2 separate regions of the Homo sapiens genome follow, and region 1 is linked to region 2. Evidence: chromatin contacts called from ENCODE Hi-C or POLR2A ChIA-PET data. All regions are on one chromosome and are shown on one strand. The core of a region is the stretch at or near the end of the contact, and the rest is flanking DNA. Distances in the headings are between cores, read along the strand shown. Region 1 overlaps TET2 (tet methylcytosine dioxygenase 2). Region 2 has its middle 89 kb from the start of TET2.

Region 1 (7,053 bases), core at 4,288-6,787, 160 kb before region 2:
TCTTTTGTCAATTCTCTATTATCCACTTATCTGTTAATCCTGGAATTGTTTTTTGAATTTGGGCTTATTCCTGGCCTTTCTCCAAGTCTCACCAAACTAGTGTGTACTGAAGGAAACGATAATAATAATAATAAAGATAAACATAATTAGAAATGTACTGTGTCACAAATATTTGTTTCTCATAAATTATTTTAAAAATCTATATTTTTCTATTTCAGTTGACTCCCATTATTAGAATGGATAATTGTGAGCTGGTTGTCCTTACTGGAACACTGTCTAGGATACATTTATATTATCCAATGCTTGAAACTTTCAATTAAATAAAAGTGTACTTAGAAAAATTGCAGAAGTTGTTTAGGCTTGGTCATGCTCTAAGAATCTGTCCAGGGCAAGGATGCCCCAGCAGAAAGAGACTGTGGGGTGGACTCAGCAGGCAAAGCTGAAGTAGCTATGGTGATAGAAGAAATAAGGACAGATCTCTCCTATCAGGGTACTGTGCAGTGAGAGCCCTTGTAGGCCTCTCTAAAGAACGCTCCATATATGTCAAGAAAGCCAGTATTCGGATGCCTGCCTCACAGAGGGCGTCCAATAGCCAGTCAATGCCAGGCAGAAAAATAGCAACATCCAAAGTCCTCCAGTCTTGTTCAGGTGCTTAAGGAGCCCTGAGCTCCTTTTCATCCTTCCTCAGTCCTGCCCAATCTCCTAGGCACTGGTGCTCACGGTAGAGGGGGAGGGGAGGTATCAGGAGTGAGGCTCCCCTACTTTCAACTCCAAGGGTTGGAGCCAGTGTTTAAGTTTGTGCTGGGAGAAGAACACTGACTCAGGCTTGAGTTGGGAGTTTTAAAATGAATAGGACTGAGTTTGAAAGACAAATAAAATTGTTCTAATAACCAAAAGGTGCTGTAAAAATTATGTTACCTGGTCAAGAAGACATTAATGGCTGAATGGGGTGAAGGAGACTATAATAGTATATATGAGGGGCAATTGTAGAAAAAAAATACTTTCATTTTTATATACGGAGGTATGATTTTTCCAATAGAACCATTACATAAGGCCAACAAATGGGTTCTAATAATATATAAGAACTTTATGTAATTTCTAGGAGGGCTCATAATCATTCAGTGTAGTTATATAATGACACTGGTAGAGTTATAAAAATAATCTGTCAAGGTATTCATTCTTTCATGCAACGAATATTTATTGAACATATTCTATGTGTCAGGCACTCTAGTAGTCACCAGTAACACACCACTGAACAAAAGAGATAAATACTCCTGTCTTCTTGGACCTGATATTCTAATGAGGAGAAAAACAATAAACACAATAAGAAAGTAAATTATGTGGTGTGGTAAGAAAATGTTGAGTGCTAAGGGAAAAACAAAGAAATAATAGGGCAGCTAACGAGGAATCAAGAGTATCGGGGAGTGGTTGCCCTATTAAATACTATATAATGAGGGTAAATCTCATTAAGATAGTGAGATCTGAACAAAGTCTTAAAGTCGAGTTATATAATAAACATCTAATTCACCAAGATGATCTTAATCAATGCATAATTCTTTACTGTTTGATACATTGTCTCATATCTTCAGCCCTAAAATCAAGAATGGCAAAACAAAAAACAAACAAACAAAACCCCACAAAGCTATCAAAAGGTAGAAATTAACTATATTAGAGTTGGTCAACTAAATTGTCACATCCCCAGGGGACTCTACAATATTAATGTGAAACAAACATGACATACCTAGCATTTTATTTAAAAACTCTGTACCAGGAATCCTTGTAACACAAGCATTTTGGCAATTATGTACTGTACTGTATCCCTAAAATCTGCTCCTTCTCAAAAATATTTTGTTCCCTACCATTGCCTCAAAAGGCATGCCATCTATGTTTTGGAGAAGTTTTGTACAGACTTGAATAAATTCGTTTTCCTATTGATCTAGTCTTAATCAACTGGTTACCATAACAATCTGGTCATTTTTATTCTTCCTATTTTGGAACAACTAGCAATGATCATGTTTTAGTTAATTTGTAGGATATTACGGTTATTTTTGAGAGTAAGATGAAGATCTTCTTAAAGATTAATAATGGAGATGCCATTAAACCAACTGCACATCCATGAGCTATCAATTTAAGAAATTTCAATATGTATCAGTTCTAATGAAAAGCTGCCAACATTATTTCATAACATAAACAAAATAACCAGTCTATCAGAAGAAAGAGTAATACAGATGCTTTAAAAGAGTATCATATAACCATGTGTTCATCAGAAAAATACATCAATGTTCCCATACATGATGAAGATTACTCTAATTTTCTTTGATCTGAAAAGCTCTGATAAATAGGTTAAGATCGCCTAAAATTATATAGCATGTTTTAGATTATCAAAATAGTAATAGACTATATATATAATATAGACATTATATATATTTTTTCATTACAAAAGGTTCTTCTGGAAACATAATTTATGGGATCCAGAAGTTGCATAAAATATGGTCTCTATCTTTAAGAATCTTTAATTATTTAACTGAGAAGACAAGACATATACCTACAGGACATAGACACAGTCAGAACAAGAATGCTGAGTTTTGGTTCTAAATGTGGGTTTGTGAGCAAGTCACAACCACCCCACATCTCAATTTTTAAAAATTTATAATACGAGGGGAATGAACATGATTACATCTAAGGTCATCTTGTGTTCTAAAATGCTATGATTCTCTAAAACTGGCAATGATAAATATCTACTGGGGCTTCAATTAAATAACTCATCACGAAGACCACTTTCGGTTTGAAGGGTGTAATTTTTACCTCATTTTACACATAAGTAAACAAGCTAAAAGAACGAAACGGCATGGCATAGCCGACATGAGGAAGAAGTAGATATAAAATGCAGCCTTGTCCAACTTCTGAGCCAAACTATGAATAGATGGAGATGATCTGTTCAGGACAAAGAGGTAGATTTGGTGCTCCTTATCAGTACTGTCCTTGGAAAAGAAACACTGGATTGGCCAATATGATCACATCACTAGGAACATAAATTCTTCTATGGGGCAGGATGATTAAAAAGCTTTCTTCATTGAGGTCTAGAAAATAAATATTCCTAAGACTCTTCATCTTCAAGAATCACTGGGTGCCCTTAAAGCAAGTACCCTGGACAGTGGACATAAATAATATTTTGAAAATTAAAAATCAGAATTCTTGATTATTAATTGATAAACTTACAATTTTGTTTAAACATCAATCTCATGTGAGTTTAATTAAAACAACTCAATTTCCTTCACTCGAGTCAACTCTGCGGGAGAGATAAAATTGGGTTTCTGAATTTTTGACATTAAGAAGCAGGTCCTAGGCAATGGTGTCCACCCTAAAATGATGTCTTCTTGATGTCTCTACCATGTCTCTTTATAAGTGCAGTATTAATAAACTAGAGATGTGTCCTAATGTGTAGGTACCTGAACACACATGTACACCAACACCATTGAAACAGATTCTTATCATATGTGATATCTATCTATGGGACTGGTTCTTTGGGATATTAACGTGTAATTTTAAAAAAGGAGAACCAGCCTGAGAAAAAATAAAGTTCTGTGCTCAAGCAAGAAAACTTATTTTTTTTCTAATTTAAAACTTTCTTTAATGCATGGCCTCAAAGTCTTTAATATGATGATAGGATGTCTGGAAAGGTGCTGTGTGGCATTTCCTGGACATAATGAAACACAGGATCATTGTTTATGGAGCACCCTGAATAAACAGTATTTCCATGGAATAGCATACTTTGGAAAACCCTAATTCAGATGTAGTATATGATATCTTATGTAATTTTAATCTGTGCATAGATCTTGAGGCACTGATGAGAACCTGTGGACTAGGAGAGTATAAATTCATAAAACCACTCAGATGTAGAGTTCTGAGTTCATTTTCAAGAGCAAAGGACACATACCTATGCAAGTTTTGCTTTAGCTTCAAATTTAACTTGTAAAAACTAAACTATCTTCTTCCAGTTATATTGCTGTTCTAATGATTCACGCTCTTCACCTGTACTTTGCCCAAATACAAAATCATAACTTTTTTTTTTCACCATGAGCTAAACAGACCATCCAAGTTATGCCTTTGAAATGAAGAGAAAGGTCTGTTCATAGGATATAATTTGGTTGATTGTTATTTTAGTGTTGCATAGTGCTGACATGTATCTTCATAGAGAATGCAGGGAGGGGCAAGAACAAAGAAAGAACACACAAAAAAATTGTAAACTCAAAAAATCTAAACATTTAGGACAAACAAAAAATACACTTCCACGTATGTATTGAAAATAACATTTGAATTCAAAATAAGACTTAACTACCTGCAAAGAAATTTCCATATAACCTTAACATTACCTAGGAAATATCATAAATTCACATCACGCTGTATGATGCATTTAAGATTGATGTGACCAACAGTTTGTCCAACAGACTTAGCTATACATCTGTTATCACGATTATAACTAAATCCGCTAAAAGATGAATTAGCTTTTTGTTTGAAAACAGCTTCAAATTAATTAGTGAATGATCCAAGTTTATGGCATTTTTCATAGAACAAAAACAGGATTGTAGAGGAAAACATCTAGGAAATATCATATAAATGTTCTGCTTTAACCTGTGGCAAATCATTACTTTTAAAGTTTATATTTGAATATAATATATAAATGTAAATCAGAAGCAATAAACACTTCAAATATCACCAACAACCTAAAAGTTGTAGCTTACCCCCTTTCCCCTCTATCGTATCCATCTTTTAGGAGTATAAAAAATCTGATTTTAGTTGCCATCTTATAAACATAATACCATAAAATAAGTCCACCAGTTAAGACAAGCACTGAATTACGATGAAGAAAAAGAGCATTTCAGATTAACTCACAAAGATTATAGAACTGTTATTACCAGAAGCACCAACAATTCCATGAAAGAACTTTGATTAAAATTCAAAGCAATATTTTAACTCTCCTCCCCCCGACCTGTTTCAAAGAAGTACTATGAAATAAACATGTATAAAACATTCCTTTTGTTTTAGTCAGCGTGGCTTTAAAAATACTCATTTGTACTCTATGTCTCCTCTTCTACCTCCCCCAGAAATACTAGCCAAACTCCAAGTATACTAGCTCTAATATTCACAGCATGGAAATGTTTTACATTGTCTTCTAAAGACCCACAGTTAGTAATCAAGATCATAAAATATTTTGAAGCTGAATTAACTTTATTTAAGGGGAGAACAAAGAGTAGAAGGAAATGGTGGTTGATCTCTTAATAGAAAAGGTACTTTAGTCACACATGGAGAAAATAGAACTCTGAGTTGTCAGACATGTCTCTTCAAAGGTATTGACTTACAGTTAAAATGTTACTCAGGCCGACCATTTATGGTATCGTATAAAAATTCTACACTGCTCTGCTAAAAAAGGTTATGGTTTAGAACCCCAGAAATGAGTTGGCATTCTGGTTGAAATCAAAGCAAACTCTTTCCCATGTTTCAATGTTCTCTTTGTGGTAAGATGTAGCATGAAGAGATGGTAAAATCACTGCAGATAAGGGGGAAAAAAAAACTGGCTGATCTCATCTGTACTGCAGTTATTGCTTTGAGATGATGCTGAAGACTGCATTATTGAAGCAGTGCTGGGAAAAATGTTGTATTCCTTTCTGTTTCTTTTTTCAAAATACTTTCAAAACTCTAAATCTTTTCTCAGAGGCATTTCTAACTCTGGAAGCCCACACAGCTACCAATCTTATAAACATTTACAAGTATTTCATCTCTAATTTAAATTTTAAATAAAATTATAATGTGCTGAATAATAATTCAGGCTTTTTGGTAATAAATATAAGTCAAATGTCACAAAGTTTAAAAAGCTCTTTCACTGATTTTCTAGAACATTATTTCATGGTCTGACAAGTGATTGTAAGATGTTATTACAGAGAGACACTGAAATAACCTATTCTTTTTAGTTTAAATGCTACTCAGTTGAAGAAAATTAGATTTTATAAAAAGGTCTCATGTAGCATTTTCTGGAAAAAAGCATCATATTCTTATCACTGCCTATGGCTGTGTAGGAAAAAACCTCTCCAAAATGCATTTTTCCTCTGCTCTCACATCACAACAATATTCAAAACAGAAAACTTCTCTCTTGTGACCAAATGTGTGAGGGTTTCTCCCCAATAACAAGCAGCAGACACTAGCTGGGTGTCCTCCAATTTAATTCCCGGAGACAGTGTCAGACCCCGTAGATTAAACGCTCAGTTCCCAAGATGCTCCTGCCACAGACACAAGTCACAAATCCAGGCCTCCAGAACTTCTGACCAACCAGCTTCGAGTTGGGGTTCCCACAACACCCTCTTTGGGTTCAATACGTTTGGTCAAGCAGCTCACATAACTCAAGAAACACTTACTTATATTTGCTGGTTTATCAAAGGATACAGATGAAGAGATGCTTAGGGTGAAGTATAAGGAAAGTGCACGGAGCTTCTAAGTCCTCCCTGGATGAGCCACCTTCCAGGAACCTCCACTGGTTCAGCTATCCAGAAGCTCCCCAGACTCAATCCTCCTGAGTTTTTATGGAGGCTTCATGATCATCAGCATTCCTTTCCCCAGTGCAAAGGGTGGGACCTTCTCTGGGGTTTTAAGACTCAAAATCAGAAGGGTGGGGAAGATTAGAATCTCCCTCAGGGTTGGGTGTGGTGGTTTGAGCCAAGGTGGGTGGATCACTTGAGCCCAGGAGCTGGAGGCCAGACTGGGCAACATGGCGAAACCTCTCTACAAAAAAAAAAAAAAAAAAAAAAATGCCAGGTGTGGTGGCATGTGCCTGTAGTCCCAGGTACTTGGGAGGCTGAGATGGGAGGATTGCTTGAACCTAGGAGGCTGAGGCTGCGGTGAGCTATGATCACACCACTGCACTCCAGCCTGGGTGACACAGGGAAGTCTTGTCTCAAAAAAAAAAAAAAAAAAAAAAATCTCCCTCGGGGGACAAGTGAAAGGAAGGCAGGAGAGATTCTGTTTTCTAAGGCCTGCCCCGAGGTCCAACACACCCCACAT
Region 2 (7,197 bases), core at 1,753-4,252:
TCAACGAACAGGCTTCAAGTTGACAACAGGAAAAATGTGACTCAGCTTATACAAAAGGGGAAGTCCCAGCGTTGGGCTCAAACAATGGGTCTGTCATTTTACTGCTTTGCTGGTCTGTCTTACCTTTTTGAAGACATGCACGGGTTGAGGACTCATCAATCTTCTCGGTCCTAGGCAGGGTCAGTAAATTTAGTATCCAGGGAGAGGCATTATTCCAGGTCATGAGCAGAGCAGAGGAAACAATGGGGAACTTGTGGTCAGGCTGGTAAAGTGATACCTTAAATTCCAGGAATACTTGATTTGGGAATGGAAACAGGATAGGCCCAGCAGCAAAACAAGAGCAGCACAAAATCCTCCTTAGAATGATCAGTCTAGTGAATGAATTAAACAAAGAAAGCAGACTGTGAGGGATATGTTTATTTTCTCCTATACTCACATATCTGCAGTTCCTTCTGCAGAAGATGTTACTGCAGAAGCAGTAACAACTAACTCATTGATGCAAAAACATTTTATGATATGACACTAAACACTGTGTATATGTGATTTACACGTTATGTGTTAATTTGAGTTTTAGAGGGATCTTTAAGTCATATAGGGCTGAGGAAAACATGTACTTCTTTGGCAACTGAGCTACATCTTACATAAAATAACACCACCAACACCGTATGGGCAGACCTCACTGTGGAGTCAAAGGCAGAAATAGTATGTTCTCCAAATGAGTCACTCCCAGAGGTCCTGTGGTCTTTAAAAACCTGACCACTATTATTCTCTGTGCTTATAGGTTGTTCTTAGTTGCTGCCTTGAGGCTTCCCCTCACTTCACTGTTTCCACTTCTTCTTTATTGACTTTTGTGAAGTCACCATTCTCTTCCTCTTTCATGGTAAAGTGATGGTAAATGTGGGTGATTAGGATGTTCAGTGAAGCACAGACTTATTAACAGGAACCAGGAGGAATGGCTAATGTTGCTAGGGTTTAAAAGTTTTACATAAAAGACAATCACAGTAGTAAAATAGTCATCAGTAAGAACATGACTTTTCTTGTTTCATTGAAAAAATGTTTAGTACTTTTGACTGAATTATTTCTAGAGTATGACAAATCTGTTTTATTGTTTTCCTATAACTTGGGGTCATTTTGTTCTGGCCTGTGGTATGCAATGCCCCAGAATATTTTATATATATTTTTTTTATTTTTATTTTTATTTTTTTTTGAGATGGAGTCTTCCTCTGTTGCCCAGGCTGGAATGCAGTGGTGTGATCTCAGCTCACTGCAACCTCTACCTCCTGGGTTCAAGCAATTCTCCTGCCTCAGCCTCCTGAGTAGCTGGGATTACAGTGCATGCCACCATGCCCGGCTAATTTTTGTATTTTTTTTAGTAGAGACGGGGTTTCACCATGTTGGTCAGGCTGGTCTCGAACTCCTGACTTTATGATCCGCCCACCTCGGCCTCCCAAAGTGCTGGGATTACAGGTGTGAGCCACTGCGCCCGGCTGCCCCAGAATATTATTAAGGATAGGTTTTTACTTCTAGTATAACCATATCTTCCTTATCTTTGTATGCTTAATACACAGTCAGTGCCTGAAACCTGTCAATCGCTTAATAAGCGTTTTTAATTGAATGAGTACATTTTCAAATATATCTTGATTAGTTACACTTTCTTTGAAAGAGCCCCCCAAAATAGATATAATTTTATAAAACTAGTACAGGGCTGAAACTGAACAACAAAACTGGAATTCCCTCTCCTGGGCCTCTCCAGAAAATATAGCTGAGATTGATCCTTTTGGTCACCACAGAAATAAAGAATGAATAAAAAGAGCCAGCAAAAAGAAGTCTTTAAAGACAACAAAGAGACTCTGTAGAGTTTTATGACAGGTTTAGATAATTAAAACTCATCACAAGGAAGGACATTTAGGAAACAGGAAGGGCTGACTTCATTCTACCCACAAGATTTCCAGAATCTTTCTTGATTCAGATGAGAGTGGAGGTCCCTCTTCTCCCCATTCCCACCCCACTCTTGAGTGCTGTGCTGCTTCTCCTTTCTCTGTTCCTGTTCTCAGTCTCCCATGTCACACAATAGTAACAAAATGACTAAAGTCTTACTCACTGAATATATTATGTGAGCCAAAAACAAGTGTTCTGGCAGCTTGGTGAACTTACCAAATCTCCTGAGTCTCAAGGTAGCACTGGCTTAAAGTCCTTGATGGAGCTTGAAGAAGAAAGTGTAATACATCTGTTCTCAAAATTCACTTGACTAACTCCATCACCTCCTTCAAGTCTGGGCAAATCTCACCTTCTCAATAAAGCCCGCTCTGACTGTCCTCTTTAATGCCGCAAACTACCCCTTCCCCAACACTACCTTCTGGCATTCCTGATCTTTCTTATTCTACTGTTTTTCTTTTCAGTGATGTTTATCATCTTCAAACATACTAGCATATCTACTTATGATGATTTTCTATTCCTGCCTCCCACTTGAATGTAAGCTTCACAAAGGCAGAGATCATAGTTTGTTTTTTAATATATCATAAGCCCCAAGAACAGTGTTTGGCCCATAGTAGGTGCTCAATAAAGATTGGTAGGATAAAATAATGAGTATTAATTAGCTATTGCTATGACACATGACTGAAGGAATTTATATATATTAAAGAGAAAAAGTACAAATAATGCCCTGTAATACAGTATGATGAGTGCTAAACTATCAATATAAAACAAGAGCAATGGAATGAATAATTCCACAGAACAGTTCTCTGTTCTAGTAAGGTAGCCAAAAGTGGATCATAAGAGAGGGATGATGGATGTGGAGGTATCAAGAAGAGATTTCAAGTGGACTCTCAGCTTATTTTTCCTCATAGGAATGGAGTCTTCTTGTTAGGAAGATGAGATTTCCTATCTTCTGTATCACAACTTGAGTCAGCAAATGGAGTGGGAAGAATAAATTGGTAAACTGGAACTCACCTATTGAGTCTCTTGGCTTTCAGTTCCCTTTTTAGCCATAGTATAGGCCTCCTTCCCTTTCCCATATCATTTACTGCAGGTATTGGGTCTTACAAAACCTATTATCTTCCCAGCCTGCTCAGTGAGGTTCTGAGTCAATCTAATCTCCTTGTGTTAGCTTTTAATATACTTCATATTTCCTTCTATCATTGTAGAAGAACATTGTGGTTTGCATTTTCTTGATGTTGGTTTACTCCTGCTTATCTGTACCTTGACTTACATTTTCTGGAAGAGAAGCAGATGGCGGATGACTCATTGGTACAATCATTTTGACTTTCTTTGCTGCCTGTGATAATTTGAGATTCCTGGTCTAGATTTTTTTTTCCACTTCTGCTTCAGATGAGTCATATGACTTCAGGTGGTGGATTAGAATCGATGCTTTATCTGCCCAGTTTTGAGTATCTTATTTTAAGTCGTAAGAGTGTTAAAAGCTATGCTGCTGAGCAAATCCTTCCCAGTGAGAAGAATAAGGAGAAGTTCTGTTTTTGTAATATCGTACTTCTATTGATTGGCAAAAGAGTATTGTATTTATCATTACCCTCAGTATTTAAAAACCATCCAAAGCCTTCTTGGGTGAAGACTCTAAATATATCTCAGGCATATACTCTGTTTATTGTGTTCTGTGTGGCCTGGGAAAGTCATAAACAAATGAATTACATCTGTTTGTGAGGCATTTACTGATTTCTTAAGACAGAGGCTGGGAAACACAAAGGGAAAGTACCTGACCTTCCGACTATAATATGCTCGTAAGTTCCTCTGGGTCACATTTATTTTTGCATACCTGAGACAGAGCTACACAGACAGTAGATATCAAATAGGTATTGTGAAATAGTGAAAAAAAGAATTCATAGATTGACCTGATTTATTATGTGAGGAACAGCATGAAACCTGGAAATCCAGTTTCCATGTCTGTAGAAAGGAAAAATTATACTAGTCAACTATAGGCTAATAAAAAACACTGTAAAATAAATTAAGCAGCTGAGATCTGTGTGTTCAGGAAACTGCGCAACCATTACACTTCTCCAATTTTCTAGGAAGGGGCAATTGCCTTAGGAGTGCATTGAGTAAGTTCCATTTACAAAGTATAATTGTAGGGGCCCCGAGTCTCTTGAACGCCTTGCACAACACTACCTTCTCTCCTAGCTGGCCAGAAGTCCCTATCAATAGCACTGGTCTTCAAGATCAGGTAATAAGTATCCTTGTACTTTTTCACACACACTAATTGAAGAGAGAGTGTTGAAGGTTTTCTCAAACCTTCTCCAAAGGGACTTTGTTACTTCAGTTAGCACATGGTTACACACTAAGGCAAAATTTCCAAAGTTTTGTTCTGTGGATTCCTATACTCCAACCTCAGTTGTCATTGTTTAATCACTATACCCTGCTTAATTTTTATTCATAATGTTTATTATTACCTGAAATCATGTATGAATTTAGTCTTTACTTTCTGCCGTCGTTACTGAGAGCTTAAACTCCAAGAGCTCATGGATTTATCACCAGCACAGAAATTAGTATTTGGCATACTAGGCGCTCTATAAATATTTGAATAAATGAAAAGGCTTTATGATGTGATGATGTGAAAAAAGACTTTTTTTTTTTTTTGAGACTTAGTCTTGCTCTGGTCACCCAGGCTGGAGTGCAATGGTGTGAACTAGGCTCACTGTAACCTCTGGCTCCCGGGTTCAAGTGATTCTCCTGCCTCAGCCTCCCGAGTAGCTGGGACTACAGGCGCCTGCCACCATGCCTGGCTAATTTTTGTATTTTTAATAGAGATGGGGTTTCACTTTGTTGGCCAGGCTGTTCTCAAACTCCTGACCTCAGATGATCCGCCTGCCTCGGCCTCCCAAAGTGCTGGGATTACAGGCGTAAGTCACCATGCCGTGCTGTGAAAAAAAGACTTCTATGGTAAAGTTCATTTTGAAAATGGAGTAAATAAAGATAAGTTTATCTACTGCAGGACTCATTGGGCATTTTAATAAACTATATGTGTTTTATGAATCTCAGGATGGGGATAAAATATTCTGTGTTCCCTCAACTTCTTTGATCACAGAACTTTTTTGCTTTTGGCCTAATGTTATGAGATAAGTACATTTCAGTGAAGGAAAAAAAATGGGCAAATCTTAGAAAGTCTTACTCCTGTAGCAGTGAGGCATATTGGCATGCTGTAGGGATTTTTCAGTCAGAGTCCCTAGAGGATGAGTTCAGGAAAGCTGGCCTTGGGTAATGAAGATATGAGGCTATGGGAGACTTGGAAGAAGAATGGTGAAAGAGGAGAGGATCTGCAAAGACAGAATTTGAGTATCTCATTATGCTCTCTTTCAAAGTGCTGGAAAGATGTTACCAAACGGCAGATGCAGCTTGGAAAGAAGAATTCCTGACCATGTTTCAAAATTATTATTTTTTAAGTAAACTTTTTACACATAAAGGTGTATAAAACATAGTACAGAGACCAATGATTTTTCACAAAGTAAACCCACTCACAAAACCAGCAATTTAAAAAAATTACCAAAGCCCAGAAGCTAACTTTTATGAATTTTATCTTTGGCAATTGTCGATTTTCTATATTTTACATTTGTTTTCAATTTAAAAAGTCTTATCTGGGGTTTTTTCAATTTTTTTTCTATTTTTCAAGGTAAACACTTAGAATCATGGCTTTTTAGTCCTTTTCTTCTTCTTTTAAATTTCCAACTTTTATTTTAAGTTCAGAGGTACATATGCAGAACATGCAGCTTGTTACATAGGTGAATGTGGTGGTTTGCTGCACAGATTATCTGCTCACCCAGATATTAAACCCAGAAACCATCAGCTATTCATCCTGACCTTCTTCCTCTTCCTAACCCCTACCCTCCAACAGGCCCCAGTGTCTGTGGTTCCCCACCATGTGTCCATGTTCTCATCATTTAGTGAGAACATGCAGTATTTGATTTTCTTTCTTAGTTTGCTAAGGATAACGGCCTCCAGCTCCATCCATGTCCTCGCAAAGGACATTATCTTGCTTCTTTTTATGGCTACATAGTATTCCATGGTGTATGTGTACCATGTTTTCCTTATCCAGTCTATCATTGATGGACATATAATAGGTTGATCCCACGTCTTTGCTATTGTGAACAGTGCTGCAATGAACATACAGTATGCATGTGTCTTTATAGTAGACTGATCTATATTCCTTTGGGTATATACTCAGCAAAAGGATTGCTGGGTCAAATGGTATTTCTGCCTCTAGGTCTTTGAGAAATCCTCATACTGTCTTCCACAATGGTTGAACTGATTTATACTCCCACCAACAGTGTAAAAATCATTTCTTTTTCTCTACAACTTTGCCAGCATCTATTGTTTTTGGACTTTCTAATAATAGCCATTGAGTGGTGTGAGATGGTATCTCATTGTAGTTTCAATTTGTATTTCTCTAGTGATCAGTGGTGTTGAGCTTTTTTTCATATGTGTGTTGGTCACATGTACATCTTAATTTCATAAGTGTCTGTTCGTATCCTTTGTCCACTTTTAAATGGCATTGTTTGCTTTTTTCTTGTAAATTTGAGTTCCTTACAGATGCTGGATATTAGATCTTTGTCAGATGCATAGTTTGCAAAAATTTTCCCCCATTTTGTAGGTTGTCTGTTTACTCTGTTGATAGTTTCTTTTGCTGTGCAGAAGCTCTTTAGTTTAATTAGATCTTGTTTGCCAATTTTTGTTTTTGTTGAAATTGCTTTTGGCACCTTCATCATGAAATCTTTGCCCAAACCTGCTTCCGGAAGGGTATTGCCTGAGTTTTTTTCTAGGTTATTTTTATAGTTTTGTATTTTATATTTAAGTCTTTTATTCATCTTTGCTTGATTTATGTATATGGTGTAAGGAAGGGGTCCAGTTTTAATTTTCTGCCTATACCTAGCCAATTATGCCAGCACCATTTATTGAATAGAAAGTTCTTTCCCTATTGCTGGATTTTGTCAGGTTTGTCAAAGGTTAGATATCAGATGGTGGTAGGTATGCAGTCTTATTTCTGGGTTATTTATTCTGTTCCATTGGTCTATGCATCTGTTCTTGTACCACTACCATGCTCTTTTGGTTACTGTAGCCCTGTAGTGTAGTTTGAAGTTGGGTAGCGTGATGCCTCCAGCTTTGTTCTTTTTGCTTACGATTGCCTTGACTATTCAGGTCCTTTTTTGGTTCCATAAATTTTATTTTTTTCTACTTCTGTGAAAAAAGTCAATG

Evidence for each region. A loop is a pair of places that touch in the nucleus more often than their neighbours do. ChIA-PET counts read pairs that join two places held with the same protein, here RNA polymerase II (POLR2A). Pooled maps may share reads with other maps.
Region 1: a pooled map shows a loop between it and region 2 (14-fold over the local background). The contact joins two enhancer-like sites. A Hi-C loop is called at or near these places in 1 of 37 single-sample maps with no recorded cell type and 10 of 50 pooled maps. POLR2A ChIA-PET finds 5 or more read pairs at or near these places in 1 of 52 experiments (H1).

What each region holds. Positions count from the first base shown.
Region 1 is chr4:105,214,220-105,221,272 of GRCh38, reverse strand. The region is part of intron 2 of TET2 (tet methylcytosine dioxygenase 2); the gene reads right to left. All of the region lies in intron 2 of TET2-AS1 (TET2 antisense RNA 1), which reads left to right. Among named protein-coding and RNA genes, the nearest start is that of TET2, 71 kb to the right of the region's middle. Within about 2 kb of position 5,537, at least 2 of the 41 ENCODE cell types and tissues checked have a DNase peak (open chromatin) inside an H3K27ac peak, as active enhancers do.
Region 2 is chr4:105,054,401-105,061,597 of GRCh38, reverse strand. No RefSeq gene overlaps it. Among named protein-coding and RNA genes, the nearest start is that of TET2, 89 kb to the left of the region's middle. RefSeq lists enhancers at 546-645, 2,121-2,190, 2,211-2,310. Within about 2 kb of position 3,002, at least 3 of the 41 ENCODE cell types and tissues checked have a DNase peak (open chromatin) inside an H3K27ac peak, as active enhancers do.